7 separate regions of the Homo sapiens genome follow, and all the other regions are linked to region 2. Evidence: chromatin contacts called from ENCODE Hi-C or POLR2A ChIA-PET data. All regions are on one chromosome and are shown on one strand. The core of a region is the stretch at or near the end of the contact, and the rest is flanking DNA. Distances in the headings are between cores, read along the strand shown. Region 1 holds the start of DIPK1A (divergent protein kinase domain 1A). Region 2 holds the start of PKN2 (protein kinase N2). Region 3 holds the start of TMED5 (transmembrane p24 trafficking protein 5). Region 4 holds the start of SYDE2 (synapse defective Rho GTPase homolog 2). Region 5 holds the start of CCDC18-AS1 (CCDC18 antisense RNA 1). Region 6 holds the start of CTBS (chitobiase). Region 7 holds the start of GNG5 (G protein subunit gamma 5).

Region 1 (2,995 bases), core at 57-2,556, 4.3 Mb before region 2:
TAGGTTTAAAACCTGTGTCTGTGTGTGGGTTGAGGGAAGGGGCAGACATGAAGGTATCTCTTCAGAACAAGGCACCTGAACAAGGCTTATGCAAAAACCAAGTGAGAATGAGTAATGGTTTGCTTCTGGGGAAACCCCTTCTCAGAGCAACAGGCCGGAATGAGCTCTAACGGGCCACCTAAACTTTGTTAGCATCACGCTTAAACGTGGTAGGTGGGGTAAAAAGCAGCCAAAAAAAAAAAAAAAAAAAAAAAAGCTGCTTCTTCCATTACAAGTCACTTGGATCAACAGCTGTTCTCCCACTAGGGTGGCTCTTTTTTCCCTTATTTGGAACTCATTGTCAAAAGAAAGACACCACACCCTGTGTTATGTAGCCTTAACCAAGCAGCAGGCCACGTCCCAGGCTCCCTGCCTTCAGGACTGTATTTAATTCGGTGTTTTTGTTTTTGTTTTCTTTTGAAATCAGTGTTCCTGGACGGGGCCAGGAAAACTCTGAAGCTGTCTTAAAAACAATATAAACCAAAAAAGTCGGAATTTTTTAAAAGTACATTTTTAAAAAAAGTTGTAGGCCGTTAGAGGCGAACTGGAGCGTGGTAAGGGGGGCACCGAGTTCAGCAGTGGGGCGCCCTGTCCGCGTTCGAAGCTGAGCCCAGTCCTGGGGGGATGCCCCGGTCTGCGTCTCCAGCTGCGGCAGACACCCCCTTCCCCCGACCGCCACCAAGGGCGAGGGAGGACGAGCCAGTCCCCAGGGAAGGAGCCCCAAGCTTCCCTTGAATTTCCAAACAACCCGTCCAGACACGTCCTGACTCCAGGAGAAGAGTCCATGGGGAGCGTCGGTGCTGCCGGGGCGGGTGGCGGGACGCGCAGCTGGGCGCAGCGCGGGGAGCCGGAAGCCGGAGCAGACTGCGAGGCCAGCGCGGTCCGGGGGTCGCCGCATCAGCCAGCGAGAAGCACGCCCCAATCCGCGCCGAGCGTGCGACACCCCCGCTGCCGCGGCGCCCCCTCCCGCCTCCGCGCGCCTCCCCTTTAAGCTCCAGGCGCAGTCGATTTGTGTCGGCGGAGGCGAGGTGCGACTCCCCTTTATGGCGGAGTCGGCAGCAGCCTCTCTGACAGCCGCGGCGGCCGGCGGGCGAACAGGGCAGGAGGCTGGGCCTCTGGCCTCTCGCCGCCTTCACTGCAGCCGGGCCGAGGGGAGCGCGGCGCGCGCCGCGGCGGGGGCGGGGGAGTGGGCGGGCCCGGCCGGGCAGGGGGCGGGGAGGCGGGGGGAGGCGGGGAGCCCGGCCGCCAGCGCTCGGGTCCGCCTCTGACTGCAGCGCGGCGGGGCGATGTGTGATTACCATGGCGAGGAGTCTCTGTCCGGGGGCCTGGCTAAGGAAACCCTATTACCTCCAGGTAGGCCGGCGGCCGCCCAGCCACCAGCTGCGGGAGCACCCGGCCGTGTGCCCTGCCGCGCCGCGCAGGACTCGCCCGCTCCCCTCCTCCCTCCCTGGGTCTGTGCCCGCCCGAACCCCGCTGCCCCCTGCCGTCCGGCACCTGGCGGCGCGCCCTCCCCAGCCCCCTCAGCGGCTCTGCCGACGCCCCCCACCGCGGCCCTCGCGGCTCCCGCGCCGCGGCCAGCCGGGCTCCAGGGCCCGAGTCGTCCCGCCCGGGTACGCCCTCGCATCCTGAGAGCCCCGAGACGTGACCTGGGTACGACCCCGCGCTCCGGGCATTGCCCGCAGCCCTGCGCCGCTCCAGGCGGAGCTCGACGGGCCGCCTTCTCCCTGGTGTTTTCGGGGCTTTCCCCCCTCCCCCGTGGGCCCCCGCAGGTCGGTTGCCCTTGACTCAGTGTCTTGGGTCTTAAGTCGGTGGTAGGAAAGGTGGTGTAGCATTCCTCCGTGTCTTAGAAAATTATGACAATTTGTCACACCAGTGTTTCCCCAGGCTCCAAAAAGCAGCGTGTGCCTCGTGCCGAGCCCCTTGGTTGGGTCGTTCCATCACACCCAAGATTTAAATGGGAGGTGGAGACCGATAAGCCTGAACCAGGCGGATGGGTGTTTGCTTTTTAAAGGAAAGGGGCTAGTGGCTGGTCTGTGGATCCCAAATACCCTAGTAATGCAAACGTAATTCTCAGTCATGTCGTGTGTACGGTTCGCGTGTTAATTTTTCATGATTTCCCGTTCCACCCTCTGTTCCGCTGCCAGTCTGTGCCTTGGAACCCTACTACTGCCTAAGTGTACTGTTTGGTCACCAGGGGGACCTAGTAGACACCGCGAGTAGCTGAGCGCAAATCCATCACTCCGATGGAAAAACAACTACAAATCAATGCCTTGCGTGGGTCAGCAGTGTTAGCCAACGCTGCATTCAGAGGACAGTATTCCTTTACCGCTTACATTAAAAGGCCAAGAGGTAGATGATTTGGGGTCAGCTGGTGCTTTTATAAATTATGAAAAAAGTTGAGAAGGTAACCATCATGAGGCAAGTAAATCTTACATTTTTGTTTGAAAATTGTATGTGTAAGTCATTACCCTGAAATGAGTGACGTATTGCAAATTGGAAGCATGATTTGACAACCCATGATATTAAGCGTGTACGAATAAAACTGAGTCTTTGTAGCAAGCACCACCAATAGTAATTGTGCACTTGAGTAACACTGTCACAACCCCTTCTAGAATTCAACCCAGGCCAGGTACCTCTGTGTAATCTTTTATGTGAGTTTAAAAAAAAGCTTACCGGCCAGGCGCGATGGCTCACACGTGTAATCCCGGCACTTGGGAGGCCGAGGCGGGCTGATTCCTTGAGCTCTGGAGTTTGAGACCAGCCTGGGCAACATTGTGAAACCCCGCCTCTACTAAAAATACAAAAAAAAAAAAAAAAAAAAAAAAGTTGGTTGGGTGCCTGTGGTCCCAGCTACTCCGGGAGGCTGAAGTGGGAGTATGGCTTGAGCCCCGGAGCGGAGATTGCAGTGAGCTGAGATCACGCCACTGCACTCCAGCCTGGGCAACAGAGTGAGACC
Region 2 (3,173 bases), core at 66-2,565:
GTAGCTTAAGTCCCCATGTACACCATAGAGATCTAAAGAAAATCGTGCCTACATTATCAAATATTTATCTGGAAATGGGAAATAACATTGCTACTCGACATGACTTAACTAAGCGATCTACTTTGCTCTCATCTTTTGCAGACATGTGGTGCCCAATGTTTTCCCTTAGTCGACTGCTTTCTCATTAGTAAACAACTTATTAGCTCTTTCTCTGGTGCTCAAATGAGAGGGAAAATGAAAGTCTGAAAAGCATCAGCATCTGAGCTCCCGGATCTGGGCAGGGGTAGCAGAGAAAGGCACCCTGTATTTATCACTCGGTTAAAAAAAAAAAAAGAAAGGAAAAGAAAAGAAAAAGATAACCCTCAAAATAGAGGAAAGAAACTCTGTCACCTGAAGAGGGCTGCTGAAGTGAAGCAAACATTTGGTGAGACTCGTTTTTTAAAAAAACTTGTCTAGGGGCTGGAAGTTATGGGGGCGCTCTTTGTGCGGAGTCTGAGGGGAGGGGGAGGGACAAGAAAACAGCTTGGGAGTCATTCAAAGGAGTTTAAGGAGCGGTGTACGGAGGAAAGGCGGGGCGGGGCCCGGCCGCGCGAAGGGAGGGGGCAACAGGGGCGTTCGCGGGTAGCTCTGACACCGAGGGAGGGGGCGACGGGCCGGCCTCTCCGGGGACCAGGCGAGAGCAGGCTCCCGCTGCAGCAGGGCTGCAGAGATGGGGTCCCCTCTGGTAGGCAGAATCAAACCAAAGCGGTGGCAGGCCAGGGCTTTGGCGGGGGAGAGGGTCCGGCTCCCCAGGGAAGCGGTTCCCCGAGGGAAGCATTTCCCGAGTGACATCCCGGAGTTTCCGCACTTAGCGGGCTAGGGGCGCGGCGGCCGCAGGGCTTTCCTCGGTCCCCGACGCCGCGCGGGGCTCTCTCCCTGTCTCCTCCGCCAGCGCCTCTCACCAGGGCCGCGGCCCTTACCTGCAGTTCCGTGAGCAGAATCTCCCCCCGTTCGGGGTTGGACGCCATTGCGCTCCGGTATGGACTCCGCACCTGGACGCGGCCGCCTCTGGCGAAGGGAGAAGGCGGGACGGGGCTCGGGGTGGGGGTGAGGAGAGGGGAGAGAAAGAAAAAAAAAAAAACAACTAGGGATTCATGGAGGCGCAGCCCCTGCTGGAGGCGCGGCTTATTCCGTCCGGTTCATCGAGAGCGGCGGGGAGCTAGGGCACTCGTAGCGGGCTTCCTCTCGCCGCCCTCACCGGACTGTTCGTCTAGTCGCTCCCTCTGGGCGACGCCAGGAGCCGCCTCAAGCCTCTCCGTGCGGGCGCTGCGGCCGCGGCTGCAGCTCCTCCTGTCGCACCATTTGGCTGTCACCGCGTCGCAAAAGCGGCCTCACTTGGCGGCTGCCAGCACACGTGACGGCGGCAGCCACTGCCCCTCATCGGGCAGGGAAGGTGGGGCGGAGGGGTTCCCTAGGGCGAACGCGGCGAGGGGGCGGGGCGTCTTCCGACCCGACTCCGCGGCGAGGGCAGCCATTGGACTCGGCTGGGGTGAAAATGAGGGGAAAGGACTGGGCTCGAGTCTCTGGGGAGGCGGGAAGAGGAAGAAAACACACGCCTACTTTCCTGCTGCGTTTAACGGCTTCACTGTGAACGCTAGAACTCGGGAGCCTGCTCGCTGTTGTTTTTTCGGGTTTCGTTTTTTTTTTCTTTCTTTTTTTTTTTTCCCAGTTCCACCTTGCCGAAACTTGGGCCTAACTTTAACAGGCCCTTTTCTAACCTCCATAACCCAAAGAGCTTCGGGACTCAGATCTTACAGATTATTCCTCTGCTCTCCCCTTGACCCCCACGTCAACCCAAACTAATAATCTTGCCTTTTGCTCACCCTCAAACCCAGCCCCCAGCGCGCCTTCTCGACCAGTTAAGGTGCACAGCTAGCTAAACGGGTATGGTCTGTACTTTTCATGAAATGTAAGCGGCTGGATCCCTGGCAACTTTTAATGTACGGCCTTTAAGATGTCTTTTTCTTGAGGTTGAACTACTGTTGCTTGTACTGGAGAACTGTACAGAGCTGAGAATTAGCTGGGTTTTTTTGGGTTGTTTTAACTTTATTTAAGGGAGGGGGAGGTGGGACGGGATTACCCTCGGGAAAGGAAAAAAGCCACCTTTCCTTGGCGTGGTAAGCATTAAAGCTAACCTGACTACTTAGTAAAATATAGCTAAGTAAAGTAAATCTAGGTGTTTGTTTTTAATGACACTATGGTATTAAGGAATTTCGAAGTCTCCTACAGGTAGCTTTTGTTTTTGTTTTGTCTGAGCAGTGAATGGATAGGTAAACGCGTAACTTTTGATTTTTTGAAGCTGCGGTACAATACCTTTGTTAAAACTACCTGGAGAGAGTGGTAAGGGTTATTTAGGTACGTTGCTACTTAGAAAGGGCATTCGTTGACATATTTCTTAGGAAGTGTAACATTATGTACTTCTCACACGCTCCATGTAACTCTGTTGGCCTGATGCCAGGACTTAACGTCTATCCTTTTGCCTTCTCAAGTCTCATACATCAATTCAGCAAACATGTATTGAAGATCTGGAGTTCTGTGGCCACAGTTTCTGAACTCTAACTTATCATATGTGTGATAAAGAATTTTTCTGGTGTGTACTTCACAAGTCTTACAACTATTTATGTGTCTAGTATATTGCCTTGGTTGAAGATGATAATTAAATACATGAAAGAACACTTGGAAAGGCCGGGATATGATTACCTTTACTGGTAACTAAAAGCCAGATGGTTTCCTAGGCTTTGGAGTTACAGAAAGGATTAGGAGTTCTTATCCGGCCAGGCGCAGTGGTTCACGCCTTTAATCCCAGCACTTTGGAAGGCCAAGGCTGGCCGATCATCTGAGGTCGGGAGTTCGAGACCAGCCTGGCCAACTTGGTGAAACTGTCTCTACTAAGAATACAAAAACTAGCTGGGCGTGGTGGTGTGCGCCTGTAATCCCAGCTACTCGGGAGGCTGAGGCAGGGGAATTGCTTGAACCCAGGAGGTAGAGGTTGCAGTAAGAGTGAGACACTGCCTCAAAAAAAAAAAAAAAAAGGTACTTATCCTTGGGGTGACTGGAGAATTCTTTGGGGAAGCCAACTTATGTCCGAACAACAATAATGCCATTTTAAGTAATAGATACAGTGTTAGGGGAGC
Region 3 (2,761 bases), core at 32-2,531, 4.5 Mb before region 2:
CAGTGAGCCGAGATCGCGCCACTGCACTCCAGCCTGGGCGACAGAGTGAGACTCGGTCTCAAAAAAAAAAGAAAGAACTCCCTAACTCTTCTGCAGTAGCAATGAATATATTTGATACTAAAATGTTTTCATTTTCCTAGTGGGACATTTACTGTCAAATGAATGTCCTTAACTTCAATTTACAGTAGTTACCCAAAAAAGGCTATCTTCACTGACTATGCATACCTAGAAAAGCACATCATCCTACTCACCGACCTTAACAACATCATCTTTCGGCCCTAATTAACAATGTGTTTGTAGGTTTGCACACGCACACCCATCAAACGAAGGACAAGTGTTCTTTTATACCCTATGTATGTGATACAATGGGCTGTAGTCGAAAAAGATTCCTCATTTTGGAAAGAAGTCATAACTTTATGTAGTAGTCTCCTGTCTCAAGATCGCTTGACACAGCTAATCTTACATCCGTCTGAAAGAAGCGGGGGCGGGGGTGGGGGACGGAAGTGACAGTTTCCTCTTTTTTTTTTTTTTTTTAATTTTATAGAGACAGTGGCTCGCCATATTGCCAAGGCTGGCCTCGAACTCCTGGGCTCAAGCAATCCTTCCGCCTCGACATCCCAAAGTGCTGAGGTAACAGGCGTAAGCCACTGCGCCCGGCCTCCTATTTTTCATCAAATAAAATACAACCGTTCAGAGCAGCATGCTCAGCAACCACGAGGACCAGTCCCAGCGCATCCAAGGTGCCGGGAGGGAAAGGAACAGAACTCCCCCAGGTAAGCCGGTTTCCCCACGCCAAGGCGCAGTCGCTCACCACCCAAATCGTCGCTGGGGAGAGACCCACCCGGCGACTGCGCGCTTCGCACTCGAGTCTGCGTTAGGAAGCCTCTGACCCTTTCCCGGGCCCCTGCGCGTGGAAGCCTCGGACACAACTCGGAGAACCAGCGAACCCCGGCAGCACAGAATTCGAACCGCCGCGGGAGCCGTTGGGACGCGCCTACCCGGTCACTGCCCCGCCCCGGCGCAGACTGCGTGAGGCGCCGCCGAAGGCGCGGGGCTTGCCGGGGATCGTGGTCGGCGAGCGCGCCCGAGCCCACTAGCGGAGCCCGCCCGGGACTACATTTCCCACAATTACCGCCATGATGCCCATTGGTGGGGGAAGCCATGGGAACCGGAGGCCGTCAGGGGGAGAGGCGGGCGGCGCTCACGCCTGGCCTGAGGGGGCCGAGACTGAGGCGGTTGCGGAATAGGACTGCTAGCCCCGCCCAGAGTCCCTACCCTTTGGAGAACTGCGCTTCTCTTTCGGAGGGAGTGTTCGCCGCCGCCGCGGCCGCCACCTGGAGTTTCTTCAGACTCCAGATTTCCCTGTCAACCACGAGGAGTCCAGAGAGGAAACGCGGAGCGGAGACAACAGTACCTGACGCCTCTTTCAGCCCGGGATCGCCCCAGCAGGGATGGGCGACAAGATCTGGCTGCCCTTCCCCGTGCTCCTTCTGGCCGCTCTGCCTCCGGTGCTGCTGCCTGGGGCGGCCGGCTTCACACCTTCCCTCGATAGCGACTTCACCTTTACCCTTCCCGCCGGCCAGAAGGAGTGCTTCTACCAGCCCATGCCCCTGAAGGCCTCGCTGGAGATCGAGTACCAAGTAAGTGCGGAGGATAAACCAGCCTCCTTCCTTTAACCCAGCTGCACTGCGTTGTCGCCTCTCACCCGTTTAGAAACTTCTGGTGGACGGCCCTGGTGGTGAAGAGGCGAGGGCCGTTCAGGAAGCCAGCCCGCTCCGCGCAGGCGCGCGAGGCGAGGCGAGGCTCTCGCTGGGGCCGGGGACCCAGAACTTAGGCTGGACCTGGAATTGATGACTACCCGCCTTCTCCCCTTTCCTCCGGTGGGAAGGAGGCCAGAACTGGTGATGTCGCTGGCTTTTCTCTTTGTTTCCTAATTCGCCCACTGCTTTTCTTAGCCACTACACGCTCTCATACTGAGAATTTCACAATGCAGAACTGATACACGTTCTCCTTCATCATTGGACAAGGTGATGACACTTGTTTGAATCACCCCCACCCCTTTCACACAGTTCAGATGTTACAAATCACTGTCTTTGCTTCAGTTAAGGGTTTTTGGATTATGATCGTGTAATTGGCATTAAGCCCGATTTTGAAATTTTTTGGAAGACGCTGTTGCTATATTTAATGATACATTTCCGTTTAAGTTATATATCCATTATTTTCAAAAGATCAAATCGTATATTAAAACTTTATAACCTTTCTTTTCATTTTTTCATTGAGCATTGTAAGCATTTCCCTCGTGTCATTGTTTTTTTTTTTTTTTTTTGAGACGGAGTCTCGCTTTGTTGCTCAAGCTAGAGTTGGAGTGCAGTGGCGCTATCTCGGCTCATTGCAACCTCCGCCTCCCGGGTTCAAGCGATTCTCCTGCCTCAGCCTTCCGAGTAGCTGAGATTACAGACGTGCGCCACCATGCCCAGCTAATTTTTGTATTTTTAGTAGAGACGGGGTTTCACCATGTTGGCCAGGCTGGTCTCGAACTCCCGACCTCAGGCGATCCACCCGCCTCGGCCTCCCAAAGTGCTGGGATTACAGGCGTGAGCCACCATGCCTAGCATGTTTTCTTTTTAGTATCTGCATAATATTCTTGCTGGGAATTACCTTATTTTATGTAGTCATGGTGGTAGGGGGTAATTTCTTAGAAGAAATCTTGTTCGTTCCACAGCAAATTCCGATGTTTTCAGGTAGCAGTACAGGGGGGAAA
Region 4 (3,093 bases), core at 359-2,858, 3.5 Mb after region 2:
CTTGAGTTTGCAACTGCTGCCCAGAACCTGGAATTTAACGTTTTTGGGAGACAGCCGGTATTTCTAGATTACACTGTGTCTCAACTTCAATTCAATTGCTTCTCAACTCACTATTTAAATTAAAATGAAGTGTTAACTTTTTTATATTAGAAAGCTGCAAACCTGTATGATAATCTTGTAGGTAGGGTGATGAGGGACATAATATTTGTGGCTCCATTTTACAAGTTTTGGCTGATGTAATAATTTTGTTAGCATGCATTAACTGAAATAAAGAAGGAAAAACAGACTTAAAAGAGACATCGGTGGGTGGGTTTTGTTTTGTTTTTGATAAAAGAACTCTTATAGAAAAGGAATCGCTGCAAATTTCTTTTAGCTAGCTAGCTCTCTGGGCGATTAAAATGATTGATACATTTCTAGAACACATGCACCGAGATACACCTGCACTCGTACTTTGTCCGTCAAAACAATCTTTGTTTTCTCTCAAGCTAGGACTTGCTGTGCCTAAGACACACCTCGTGCAGCGGTGGCGGTGAAGGTGCTGGGGTGACAGCCAGGAGGGCACTTTCCCTTTCTCGGGCTCCCTAACCAAAACTTTGCAGCCACCAGCCCAAACTCACGTTCCTGCTCGTTCTTCTTTCCCCTGCCTCAACTCTCCCCGCACCCTTCGCGCTCTGTGCGCCCACCCCTGCTTCCGTCGGTCAGCTTCAGCCGACCTACTACTCAACCTACCGGCCCGCGCCCTCCGCCTCCACCTGCACCACTCGCCCACCCCGAGAACCCACCTCTGCCGCCCCCGGCCCGCGCGCCCCGTCGCGGCCCGGGGCTCCGGGGCATGCGCGTTGCGGCGCCACCGCCCTCCCCCACGCCTTCCCGCGGCAGAGTTATGCCAAGTATGTGAGGAGCCGGCGAGGGCCAGCGCCGGTCATGGGGAGCCGCCGCCGCCTCCGCCTCCGCCTCCGCGAGCGCGGTTTTCTCCCCAGCGGGGCTCCGACCTCTCCCCCTGGCGGGGGTGAGCCTCGCGGCTAAGGCAGAGGGGATGGCGGACCCTCTGAGGAGGACGCTGTCCAGGCTCCGGGGAAGGCGGGGTCCCCGCGGCACCGGGGGGCTAGGGCTCCGGGCGGCAGCCGCAGCTGCGGTGGCGGCCTCTTCGGCAGCCGCGGGAGACGCCTGGGGTGCCGCAGACACCCTCCCACGTGAGCACGCCGGGGGACACGGGCGGAGCCTACAGCAGCCCTCGCCGTCACCTGAGGCGTGGGGTCCCGGGGCGCGGGTCCCCGGAGGGCACCCGGAGCAGTTGGGGGCGCTCGGGCCTCGGCCGCGCGGCGGGCAGGAGGCCGCCCCCCAGAGCCATGGGCTCGCTCACGCCCCTCCGCACTCCCCGGAGGGCTCCGAGGACAGCGGAGAGGAGGAGGAAGACGACAAGGACGAAGACGACTACGACGCCGACTACTACGAAAACCTGCCCGGCGGCTCGCAGTCTGCGCCCGAGCCTGAGGGGGCGGAGGCGGAACGGCGTCCCCCGCCTCCCCCAGCGGCGGGCTCCTCCCTGGGGGCGGAGGGCGGCCGCCTGGAGACAGGCAGGCTGCGGACCCAGTTGCGAGAGGCCTATTATCTGCTGATCCAGGCCATGCACGACCTGCCCCCTGACTCGGGCGCGCGGCGGGGCGGCAGGGGCTTGGCGGATCACAGCTTCCCCGCGGGAGCCCGGGCTCCGGGCCAGCCGCCTTCCCGCGGCGCCGCGTACCGCCGAGCCTGCCCCCGGGACGGGGAGCGGGGAGGCGGCGGACGCCCTCGGCAGCAGGTGTCCCCGCCCCGGTCGCCTCAGAGGGAGCCGCGGGGAGGCCAGCTGCGGACTCCTCGGATGCGGCCGTCCTGCAGCAGAAGCCTCGAGAGCCTCCGGGTGGGTGCCAAGCCGCCTCCCTTCCAGCGGTGGCCGAGCGACAGCTGGATCAGGTGCGGCGCGCACCGGGACTGGGACGAGCCCCCGCCACGTGGAGGCAGGATGGACGGCTGGAGTGGGGACCGCGCCCGGGCGGCTGCACCCACCGGCCTCCAGCCTCCAGGCTGCAAGGACCACGGCTGCTCCTCGGGAAGCCCTTTCAGGGATCCAGCGGGGTCCTCTGTGATACGCAGTGGCAAAGGAGACCGCCAGGAAGGCCCCTCCTTCCTCAGGCCGCCGGCAGTGACAGTCAAGAAGCTGCAGAAGTGGATGTACAAAGGGCGTCTGCTGTCCCTGGGAATGAAGGGTCGTGCCCGTGGGACGGCTCCCAAAGTCACAGGAACGCAGGCAGCCTCCCCAAATGTGGGCGCTTTGAAAGTGCGTGAAAACCGTGTCCTGTCGGTGCCTCCAGACCAAAGAATTACGCTGACAGGTAGGATACTTTGCGATGAAAATGCTAGCACCGCGAGCCTTACTGTTTACCGACTGGGCTTCTGTCTTAAGAGCCAAGAAAAAGTTATGTTTTTGCGACAGGTACGTTACCGGGCGAAAGTAAGTGTCATGTAAGTGGCAGCTTAAAGTAATTTCGGGGTTACTTAATGTAATGCATTTACTCGTTTTGCTTTTTTTTTTCTTTTTAATCAGACAATGGCATGAAGAATTGAGGTTGTGATTTCTTCTCGAAAAACCAGTGTGTCTATTCCCTAAGTATTACCTAAAGGAGTAAAGGTTAAGTATAACACACTTTTAGTAGGTTTACAGATGGGCGGCACTGTCTTGATTTTTATTCTTTGTAGCTCTAGGCAAATCCGTAGACTTTTGTGGAGTTTGTAAATTTGAATTTGATTCAAGGTAGATTTTATAGGCTTCATAAACTGTCATTTTACTCATTACAACTTTTTTTTTTTGCCTCTCCCAGGCACGCACACACATGCATACATACACACAACCAAAAACCCAAACAAATCAAACAAAAAAAACCCTACCATAAGTAGAATTTTTTAGTCAGGTAGTATTTCACATACACCATCTCTCCACCTGCCTCCCCCCGACAAAGAAACCTCAACAAAGTAATCTTTTTATTGTGAAAAATCAAGGACACTAACATTTTAATCAAAAGAAAAATGTTCCTCAGGTAGTTTTGTTTTTAAAGC
Region 5 (2,975 bases), core at 23-2,522, 4.7 Mb before region 2:
GTTTGCACTCCTTACATGTATTCGCTGGATGAAAAGTACTGCAAAAATGCTACAAAGGGATTGTTTTTAAAGCACCGGCTGCCTACATGCCAGTCTGGCTTTTTCATTAAGTTACTTACCAGGGAAGAGGAATGGAGGCTTTGACACGAAAGGGTCACGCGATTAGCAGACTGCTACCCTAGAACCTCATTCAAACCAGCTCTCACACACGACTTACCTTGTATGACATGCTCTGGTGAGATGGTCTTCTTTTCCGATTTGTTACAAATCTCATTGGCTTCAGAAGATATAAGGTGAATGAATTCAGTGCAGCAGTTCACCACCAGCTCTCGAGCATCGTTGGCCACCCGGACATTAGGAAGAGTCTCTTTGATCATTTTATTGATAGCAGCTCTGGGGATAGTGAGATCATCATCGTTGCCAGACGAGGAAGCCATAGTACCTTCCTGTTTCTCGCGCCCCGGCTTTTAAAAACTCCCCAGCTCTGGTCCACTACTCCACCGAGATTTCTCAAAAAGTCGCCCTCGGAGAGTGATCCCGGGGGGTGCTTTGCGAAGAGGGTGCAGAAAATGAACGGAGGAGCAGCTGGCTTGAGGGCTGGGAACACTCGCGTGTGTGAGAGATTTAGGATGAGTTTGGGAAGAAAGTGGGGGCCCGAGGATTCTAGAGAGAGCACAGCCCAGGCTGAGGAGGGGAAAGCGCGGTGGTCCGGAAATTTGAGCGGCTGGGGAACCACCTTCGTGTCTCCTCAGAGGGGCGGGCGCTGTCGCCTAACTGGTCCCCAACGGCGTCGGAGCAGAGGCAAGATCCAGGGGCACTGGCCTCGCCGCGGTACCGGGCGGGTACCCAGCGGGCTCGGCTCTATAGAGCCCGAGGCCCCGCTGCCGCTGCCGCCGCCGCCAGCAGCCGTTGCCGCCGCCTCGGCCAAACCATCCTTCAGACACCCGCGCCGCCGCCTCACAACATGTCCGCCGCTGCCGCTGCCGCTGCCGCTGCTGGAACGGCGACGGCCGCCTGGGAACTAATATGGACAGAGCCAGGCACAGTGGGAGTCGCAGTGGCTGCCGCCGTGGCCGCGTAGCCCGAACGCAGATCGTGGAAGCCGAAGACGCGGCAACGGTGGTCCCTCCAGATGCCAGGGAAGGTTTGCAGGAAGCCGCTCCCGACACCCTTTGCGCCACCGGAAGCCTCGTTCCCTCAGATTTCCCCCTCCCTCCCGGACCGACTTCCGGGTGTGGCTGCCGCCCTTCCCCCACCCACGCCGGCGGGAGCCGCCCGTTCGCGCTGCCAGCAGCTTCCGCCTGCTACGGTCCTGGCAAGCACCTCGGGATCCCATTCCTTCACAGGGACCCTAGCCAGGCAAGCGCGCGCCTCACTGTACCGGAGAGCTCCAAGCACGCGCTTGGTCTGGGGCCCGGACGCTACATCTGGGAAGGGGTGGGTGGCTGGGTAGATAGGCGAGGAAGGATCGTCTCTACCCTCTCTCAAGTAGCTGAGGCCTCCGAAACCTTCCCTAGCTGGATTTGGGGACAGAGGAGCGCTGGTATTGATAAAATAACTCTCTTTGCTATTCCTTTAGGAGCCCAAATGAGGATTGAAAGTGAGAAGAATGGGACCTGGGCTTGGGGGTGGGAGGTGGGGAAAGCAGAACCCCGTGTGCCTGTTTCTGCGTCGTCTGGAGAAAAAGCTTTTCAAGATGTCTGATAGACCTTATTCGGTTCAAAGCTCTCTAAAGTCCTTCACCTTTTTTTTTTTAAACTTCATGAAAAATGAAACATTTCAGAGAAGTTACTTGCCTAGAGGCAACTAAGTCGCCTAATGGCTAAGTAGGAAAGCAGAAGTCAGTTCCAACATAGTGGAAATGGAGTGGAAATGCATGGCATACAATGAGCTATATTAGAAGGTTCCCATTTAGACAGTTTTCATGTTGTATTCCATGTTGGCTTCTACAGGGGAAAAAAGTGTTAGAGCATCTTAAGCAACTGTTTTTACTTCTTTCCATAGTGACTAGTAATATCAACAGGTGTCAAGGTCTAAACAGAAATTGCATTTAAAAAAAAAAAAAGTGTGTCAGCCAGGCGTTGTGGCTCATCATACCTGTAAACCCAACACTTTGGGAGGCTGAGGCAGGGGGATCACATGAGCCCAGGAGTTCAAGACCCGCCTGGGCAACATAGTGAGACCCGTCCCTACAAAAAAAAAAAATATATATATATATATATATAATATATATTTATATATATAAATATATATTCCAACATCCCACTGTTTATAGTATAGCCTCTTCTATATGACAATATGAAACACGGGTTTTTTTTTCACCAGGCTTGGTGGCAGGCACCCGTAGTCCCGGCTACTCTGGAGGGCGAGGTGGGAGGATCGATTGAGCCAGGGGGTCAAGGCTGCAGTGAGTTGCGGTTGTGCCACTGCACTTCCAGCCTGGGTGACAGAACAAGATTCTTTGTCTCAAAAAAGATAAAAAAAAAAAAAAAGTAAAAAAACTGAGTCTGTCATACTGTCATGTGGAAGAAGAGGCTATACTATAAATAGTGGGATGTTGGAATTTCTAAAAACTAAACAAGACACTGTTGAAATCCATTTTGTCACTTTGGTTCATCAGATTCATTACTCTTGATACATATGATGGCAACTGGCTTGTTGACAGTGTTTTCTTAAAACGTTCTGTCTGAGCCCTATATGCTGCTCTCAAGAAGACATTACAGTTTATTATGCTATTTTTTCATTTAGCATTTTCTGCAGGACAACTTACTGGTTCTTTAATTTCTGAAGTGTAGACACTTGTTTTTCAGTGCTACTAAATTTAGTCAAAACAAAATTTCTTTGATTAAAAACAGTATTTTAATTAAATTTTCTTCAGGCTGGGCATGGTGGCTCATGCTTGTAATACCAGCACTTTTGAGAGGCCAAGGGGGGCGGATCACTTAAGCTCAGGAGTTCGAGACCAGCCTGGCCAA
Region 6 (3,169 bases), core at 584-3,083, 4.1 Mb after region 2:
GACAGGGTCTATGTTCCCCAGGCTGGTCTCAAACTCCTGCCCTCAAGTAATCCTCCTGCCTTGGCCTGCCAAAGTTATGCAATTGCAGGTGTGAGCCACAGTGCCTGGCCTAGCTTTTCATTCTGAAAACGCGTGTTCTTCAGTCCTGGAGCCTTGATAATTACTTATTTCTTTTCTTTTCTTTTTTTTTTTTTTTTTTGGAGACAGAGTCTCACTCTGTTGCTGAGGCTGGAGTGCAGTGGTGTGATCTCTGCAACCTCCACCTCCCAGGTTCAAGCGATTCTCCTGCCTCAGCCTTCCGAGTAGCTGGGATTACAGGTGTCTGCCACCATGCCCAGATAATTTTTGTATTTTTAGTAGAGATGGGGTTTCACAATGTTGGCCAGGCTGGTCTCAAACTCCTGAGCTCAAGTGATCTGCCCACCTCGGCCTCCCACAGTGCCGGGATTACAAGCATGAACCACTGTGCCCAGCCCAAATTACTTATTTCTTCTTATTTGTACTACGCTGCTTCTCAAGCACCTTTAAGAATTATTTATTTCATCCCCTCTGTACTGCGTTTTCCAATTTTCTTATCTTTCAGAGTTTTTGCTCTACATTCCTCAGTGTTATCTTCTACTAATAGTTTTTTCACTTCTTTCTTATTTCTATTAACTTTTAAAAATCCCCTACCCCTTTTATTGCACCCTGTTGTGGCTTCATCTTCTCTTATTTTTCTGGGGCTATTATGAGAATTTTTAAAAGTGTTCTCCCTGCAGCATCTGCTTCCTCCATATTCCTTTGTCTGTTGTTTGGGTCCCTTCTTTCTACATTATTGGATTTTTTTGGTTGCTGTCCATGATTAAAAGTAAAAATTAAAAAGTACAAAGAGAGGAAGCTCCAAGTAGATAGCTGGTGCTTTTAACTTTGAATTTCACTGTAGGGTGATCTGGGTGTATGATTTGTCCAGAAAACCCGATGTCAGTATCTTTGCTCAGCCTCTTAGGTTAATCAGATAGCGAGGGGTTTCAGTTTTCAGTAGGCATAAAGCCACTTATTCTCCGTTTTAGGTGGAATACCCACTCAGCAGAGAATTTATCCCCTTCAGGGAATTCAGCCGGGGTGGGAGCCCGTGGTGGGAAAGAGGGGCAGCTGCCCAGAGACATGAAGCTGGAAAAAGGATCTAGCGATCAGAGTCCTTGAGCAGCCTTTGACTAATCTCCCCCTTTTCCGATTTACCTCTCATACTCATACTTGTGCTCTCCAGCTTCCAACATTTTGTTGCTGTTATCTCTTTGTCCTTGTGTTTAGGTTGTTAAACTTGATTTTTAACAGGAGAGTAGGCAAAATTAGATGCTTGAATTCAAACCACGATCTTAACTAAGACCTGATATCCGTAAGTAAAAATTTTTGGTATTCCAGCTTTCTTTTGAGTAGCAAAAGAAAAACAAAGTCTTTTGGCCACTCCAACCATGTTACTCAGTAGGCCCTTCCAAAGACACCCACTTCTCCATTTTGGGGATCCCCTTGTACCTTCAGACTCCACAAGGAGTACACGACCAGCCACGACAAAACGAGATGCAGACTATTGGGAGGACTATAAACGGTAGGGGTGATACCCATTTGAGTCCACGAACGGCCCTCTCGGCGCCGCAGACACTGGCTGTCCCCCGAGACGCTCCAGCAGCCACTTAACTTCACCCACCTGTAGCGCCCGGGGACGCTCGAAGCCCGACCTCCCACGCCCGCCCCGGAGCCCCGCCCCTCCCGCCCCTCCCCGCCCTTCCCGACTCTCCCCGCCCCTTCCTGCCCCGACGCGCAGCAGGCCCCGCCCACCCAGGCGGTAGGAACCCACTCCGGCCCGCTAGACCTGCTGCTATGTCCCGGCCGCAGCTTCGACGCTGGCGCCTCGTCTCTAGCCCGCCGAGCGGCGTCCCGGGTCTAGCGCTGCTGGCGCTGCTGGCGCTGCTGGCGCTGCGGCTCGCGGCCGGGACCGACTGCCCATGCCCGGAGCCTGAGCTCTGCCGCCCGATTCGCCACCATCCAGATTTCGAGGTCAGCGCCTTCCTCTGCTCCTCTAGGTCTGGGCTTCAGGGCACGAAGAGAAGTTAGGGTAGAACGGAGCCCTAAGGAGAGGTGCCGTGGGCGCCGAAACCAGCTTTGACCACTCGATGAGGGCCTTCCTGTTTACGGATCCTTCAATTTATAGATGAGGAAGCTCGGGCTCAGAGAAGTTGAGTAACTCCTCAGGCCTCACAGCCTGTAAGTGCCTGCGTAGGCAGGCGAGAGTTCAAACCAGATCTGCCTCCTAAGGCAAGCTCCTTTCATTCCCCTGCTGTGCCTCTGCGGAAGCACTCTGGGTGTAAAAAGCAAACAAGGTAGGATAATCCATTTATGTTTCCAAGGAACGAGGATTTCGTTTGAAAGAATCTCAGCACTCCAACAGTACATTAGAATGCAGAGTATTTTGCTTACCTTTAGTTTTCTATACCTGCTAGCCCTTTCCTTTAAAGTACCTCAAAACCACCCATGAAGAGTGGTAAAAAAAATAGCTTTCAGTACATTTTCCTTCTATCTACATAACAATTTGTAAGGCTTCTGGCAACTTTAATCAAACACCTTCTGGAGCAATATTAAAACCACCTGACTGCCCACTTCGATGACTGAAAGCAGGAATTGGATGACATCAGGAAGGTCCAAAGGCTTAATTCAAAGAACGATTCTTTTGTAGAAATAGGCATGATTCCTAGTTCTTAATCTAGTACATTAATCTGAGGCAGAACACTTAGATGCCAGTAAAAAAGTATATATACATGACTTAGGAGAAGAAATAAAAATGGTGAAAGTGTTTATGGAGAACCTGCCTAGTGTGGAAACCTAACATCTTATTAAAAGAAAGACTTCAGACAAAGTAGGATAACCTTTTTTATTTGAGCAAAGAACAACTTATGAATCGGCAGTACTTAAACCAGAAGGGGTTCAGAGAGGTCTGCTTTAGTAGCATGGGCTTTTATAGGCCGAACAGGGAAGCAAAGGAAAATAATTACTTGGTTGGCTATGACTGTTTGCCTTATTTAGCTATGACTTGGTGGAAAATTACTAGTTAGAGGTTAGTTGGCAGTTTCTGATAGGTTAAGCTTAAGTTTCCTTTCACTGTTGACCTTGGGCTGGAGTTTGCTTAAGCAGGAAA
Region 7 (2,727 bases), core at 13-2,512, 4.2 Mb after region 2:
GGCCTAAAACACTGCTTATTCCTCAACAGTCTCCCTCACAGAAGTAATTATTGGACCATATATTCCCTAAAATCTCTTCCAGCATTAACATACCACGGTTCTAAGAGTTCAGTGATATATTTTACAACTACTGTAAAACAGATCATTCTTTGAATAGATACTTGTGTTTAATCTTACAAATCTGTAAAGTATGAATGACGTTTTAGCATTATACAGTCAACAAAGCACCAAAGGTGAAATAATTACAATACCTTTTGGGAAAAGACAATATTTATTGAGATAGCTTTCACATTCTTTTTACATATAATGTCATTTCATTCCGAAAAACAACTCTACGAAGCTGTATAATTTACTTTGAAATAAGGAAATAAAGCCTCAGTAACTTAAGTGGCTTGCCCAAGAATACCGTAAGTAGCAGAGCCAGAATTCAAACCCTGGTTTTAACCCCAATCATTACATCCGTATGAATTAAGTAAAATGCTAAACTTACGATGTACATTTTTGCGAACTGATATAAACTGTTGAGTAAATAAATTAGATTTTGTTGACCAGTGCAATTACACATGCTTCCCTAATAAAAAATTTGAAATCCATTAATGATAAAATTATTAACATTAATGGAAAACATCAGCGCATTCGGAGATTGACTACCCGAAAAGAAATAGGAAACATCTGCCCTTAGTGCTGTGACATAACACACATATTTCCGTGGATGAAAGAAAGACCTACTGGCTGAGCCTATTTTGTTTGGTTAGACCCTACCCTCTCTCCTAAAAACTCCTTTGGTACTCAATTTCAAGCAGGAGGTAATAAATTACAACGGAAATACTAAAGAGCAAACTTTCCGGAAACACAAAAATAAGTTTTATTTTAAAAAGTACAATAAGCATTAATTCTCCAGAGTAAATGGGTAACCGAGCAGACAGGTGTAATCTTCAGCCAGCACCTTGGCTTCTTCACAATCTCCTTCAGAAAAACCGATTCAAGAGCTAAGAAGCCAGTAAAGTCAAACCTCGAGAAGATCCCTTCTCCAGCGAATCAGCGCCCCTGCTCCCCGCCCGCCCGGCTCCGCTGGGTACGCGACAGCGACCTCCGCGCCTGCTCTCCGCCTCGGGTCAGCGGGGCTGGGGGTTGGGGGTGGAACTGAAAATGCCTGTTGGCCAAACTCGGGTCACAGAGAGACACGCCTGTACGGGGCGGGGGTGTGCGGGTGACTCACGCCGGGTGCACAGTAGCTCCTACGCCTCACCCAGTATCTCCCCTCACTTCCCTCAACCCTTCCCACAAACTGGGAGGAAAACTGAGACCTCCTGGTCACCCGCCGCCGGGCCTTTTAGAAACTCCCACAAGCTCTGCCTTCCCTCCCTGGTCCTCTTCAGACCCCCTCTTAGTTCTTCGCGGCTAACGGTAAGCTCTCTCCTTACCTCTCCCTAATCGGCCCCTCTGGAGAGGAAAAGAAAACTTAAGAGTCGGGTCGCGCTAGCCTCCAGCAGCCGCCGCGCCCACCGACTGCTCCGCCCCTTCTCCTCCCCCTCCTCCAGGCTCGCGCTCGGGGCCGGGTGTGGAGCTGGAACAGAGGGCTGGCAAGGCGCGCATGCGCACCGAGGGTGGAGCCGCTGAGCACAGAACCGGAAACTTAGAGACAAAGTTCGGAGCCCCGCCCCCGCCGCGCGCCGCTGAGTTGTCTGGCCCCGCCGACCCACGGCCCACGACCCACCGACCCACGAATCGGCCCGGCCGTCGCGTGCACCATGTCTGGCTCCTCCAGCGTCGCCGCTATGAAGAAAGTGGTTCAACAGCTCCGGCTGGAGGCCGGACTCAACCGCGTAAAAGTGAGCGGGGGCGGGCGGCCGAGGCGGGAGGAAGGCGGCGGCGGCGGGTGGGATCCGGCGGCCCAGCTGGCGGGGGCGGGCGGGACACGCGCCGGCCCTCGCTTCCCCTGGAGAGGACGCGCGCTCAGCGGCGGCGATCGGGGAGCGGCCAGCTTTAGAGCAGGCGCCGCGTGGGTCTACGCTGTGTTTTAGGGGGACGATTAGTTCGCCCTTCCGCCCCAGGACTTTCCGAGGCGGGCTGGCCCCTGGGTTGAACCGTGGCCGACATTCCGGTCCTCCTCCGTCTCTACCTCCCTTGGCAGCCTTCTCGGCTGGTCTCACCAACAGCTGCGCCTCCGCGCGCTGTCCGCACCCTTCCTTTCCCACTTTGCCAGCCTCCTGTTTCTCATCGGACAGGGTATTTTCCGACTTTTGATTCAGAGCAGACTTTTCTCCCATTTGATCTTTCCCAAACCTACTTCCTTTAGTATTAAATTCTTACCTTCAACTTCTCTTGTCCGTTGAACACATACTTTTAAGCGAATTATTGCATAACTTAAACTGTGGATTGAATAAGCATTTTTCGAAACGATCCTGGAGTGTAAAGTTCCGGTCAGTGCCCCGTACAACCTCGAACAAAGCGTGCATTTCATACCTATGGCACAGTTTGCTCATATTTGACCTTGGGGATATCGACTGGTCCGCATGCCGGAGAAAATGATTATTGTGGGTAATTATTGGTCTTATTTTGGCGTCTGGTTAGTATTGGCCTTGTCTTGGGGTACTTTGGGAGAAAAAGCCTTTTGTCTGTGTTGATAGAATAACTTGACATTCAAGTGCTGTTCTAAGTATTTCCTGATTTTTACAGTCCTAAATGGATTGGCTTCTTTCTGGTACAATAGGTCAGGCTACATGT

What was found. Hi-C counts contacts between places; a loop is a spot of excess contacts on that map. ChIA-PET counts read pairs that join two places held with the same protein, here RNA polymerase II (POLR2A). Pooled maps may share reads with other maps.
Region 1: a map of CD8-positive, alpha-beta T cell shows a loop between it and region 2 (12-fold over the local background). The contact joins the promoter of DIPK1A here to the promoter of PKN2 in region 2. A Hi-C loop is called at or near these places in 3 of 168 maps with a recorded cell type or tissue (CD4-positive, alpha-beta T cell, CD8-positive, alpha-beta T cell and ascending aorta) and 9 of 50 pooled maps.
Region 3: a loop to region 2 is called in a map of CD4-positive, alpha-beta memory T cell, with 7 times the contacts of the local background. The contact joins the promoter of TMED5 here to the promoter of PKN2 in region 2. A Hi-C loop is called at or near these places in 1 of 168 maps with a recorded cell type or tissue (CD4-positive, alpha-beta memory T cell) and 9 of 50 pooled maps. POLR2A ChIA-PET finds 5 or more read pairs at or near these places in 1 of 52 experiments (T-cell).
Region 4: a loop to region 2 is called in a map of naive thymus-derived CD4-positive, alpha-beta T cell, with 21 times the contacts of the local background. The contact joins the promoter of SYDE2 here to the promoter of PKN2 in region 2. A Hi-C loop is called at or near these places in 1 of 168 maps with a recorded cell type or tissue (naive thymus-derived CD4-positive, alpha-beta T cell) and 7 of 50 pooled maps. POLR2A ChIA-PET finds 5 or more read pairs at or near these places in 1 of 52 experiments (activated CD4-positive, alpha-beta T cell).
Region 5: a loop to region 2 is called in a map of naive thymus-derived CD4-positive, alpha-beta T cell, with 7 times the contacts of the local background. The contact joins the promoter of CCDC18-AS1 here to the promoter of PKN2 in region 2. A Hi-C loop is called at or near these places in 1 of 168 maps with a recorded cell type or tissue (naive thymus-derived CD4-positive, alpha-beta T cell) and 11 of 50 pooled maps. POLR2A ChIA-PET finds 5 or more read pairs at or near these places in 1 of 52 experiments (CD4-positive, alpha-beta T cell).
Region 6: a loop to region 2 is called in a map of CD4-positive, alpha-beta memory T cell, with 20 times the contacts of the local background. The contact joins the promoter of CTBS here to the promoter of PKN2 in region 2. A Hi-C loop is called at or near these places in 1 of 168 maps with a recorded cell type or tissue (CD4-positive, alpha-beta memory T cell), 1 of 37 single-sample maps with no recorded cell type and 9 of 50 pooled maps.
Region 7: a loop to region 2 is called in a map of CD8-positive, alpha-beta T cell, with 5 times the contacts of the local background. The contact joins the promoter of GNG5 here to the promoter of PKN2 in region 2. A Hi-C loop is called at or near these places in 2 of 168 maps with a recorded cell type or tissue (CD8-positive, alpha-beta T cell and naive thymus-derived CD4-positive, alpha-beta T cell) and 9 of 50 pooled maps. POLR2A ChIA-PET finds 5 or more read pairs at or near these places in 1 of 52 experiments (T-cell).

What each region holds. Positions count from the first base shown.
Region 1 is chr1:92,959,773-92,962,767 of GRCh38, reverse strand. DIPK1A (divergent protein kinase domain 1A) reads left to right here and starts at 1,306. Exons shown (of 5, transcript NM_001006605.5): 1 at 1,306-1,392. The coding sequence starts at 1,339. RefSeq lists silencers at 946-1,025, 1,186-1,745.
Region 2 is chr1:88,682,415-88,685,587 of GRCh38, reverse strand. It overlaps PKN2 (protein kinase N2), which reads right to left and starts at 1,315. Exons shown (of 22, transcript NM_006256.4): 1 at 960-1,315. The coding sequence starts at 1,007. It overlaps PKN2-AS1 (PKN2 antisense RNA 1), which reads left to right and starts at 384. Exons shown (of 4, transcript NR_110682.1): 1 at 384-424. RefSeq lists enhancers at 1,041-1,120, 1,151-1,480.
Region 3 is chr1:93,178,933-93,181,693 of GRCh38, reverse strand. TMED5 (transmembrane p24 trafficking protein 5) reads left to right here and starts at 1,281. Exons shown (of 4, transcript NM_016040.5): 1 at 1,281-1,640. The coding sequence starts at 1,452. It overlaps CCDC18 (coiled-coil domain containing 18), which reads right to left and starts at 970. Exons shown (of 29, transcript NM_001378204.1): 1 at 842-970. RefSeq lists enhancers at 671-880, 1,751-1,900 and a silencer at 941-1,220.
Region 4 is chr1:85,199,531-85,202,623 of GRCh38, reverse strand. It overlaps SYDE2 (synapse defective Rho GTPase homolog 2), which reads left to right and starts at 1,608. Exons shown (of 7, transcript NM_032184.2): 1 at 1,608-2,372. The coding sequence starts at 1,628. It overlaps LOC124904207 (a long non-coding RNA gene), which reads left to right and starts at 2,382. Exons shown (of 2, transcript XR_007066199.1): 1 at 2,382-2,473; 2 at 2,585-3,093. RefSeq lists a silencer at 720-1,869 and an enhancer at 1,882-2,493.
Region 5 is chr1:93,344,108-93,347,082 of GRCh38, reverse strand. CCDC18-AS1 (CCDC18 antisense RNA 1) reads left to right here and starts at 1,272. Exons shown (of 9, transcript NR_034089.1): 1 at 1,272-1,359. DR1 (down-regulator of transcription 1) reads right to left here and starts at 1,176. Exons shown (of 3, transcript NM_001938.3): 1 at 218-1,176. The coding sequence starts at 437. RefSeq lists enhancers at 337-546, 607-676, 1,046-1,581.
Region 6 is chr1:84,573,104-84,576,272 of GRCh38, reverse strand. CTBS (chitobiase) reads left to right here and starts at 1,833. Exons shown (of 7, transcript NM_004388.3): 1 at 1,833-2,034. The coding sequence starts at 1,858. RefSeq lists a silencer at 1,701-1,820 and enhancers at 1,981-2,270, 2,381-2,480.
Region 7 is chr1:84,505,116-84,507,842 of GRCh38, reverse strand. It overlaps GNG5 (G protein subunit gamma 5), which reads left to right and starts at 1,262. Exons shown (of 4, transcript NM_005274.3): 1 at 1,262-1,407; 2 at 1,542-1,832. The coding sequence starts at 1,752. It overlaps SPATA1 (spermatogenesis associated 1), which reads right to left and starts at 1,457. Exons shown (of 14, transcript NM_001397487.1): 1 at 1,425-1,457. RefSeq lists silencers at 1,537-1,616, 1,867-1,996.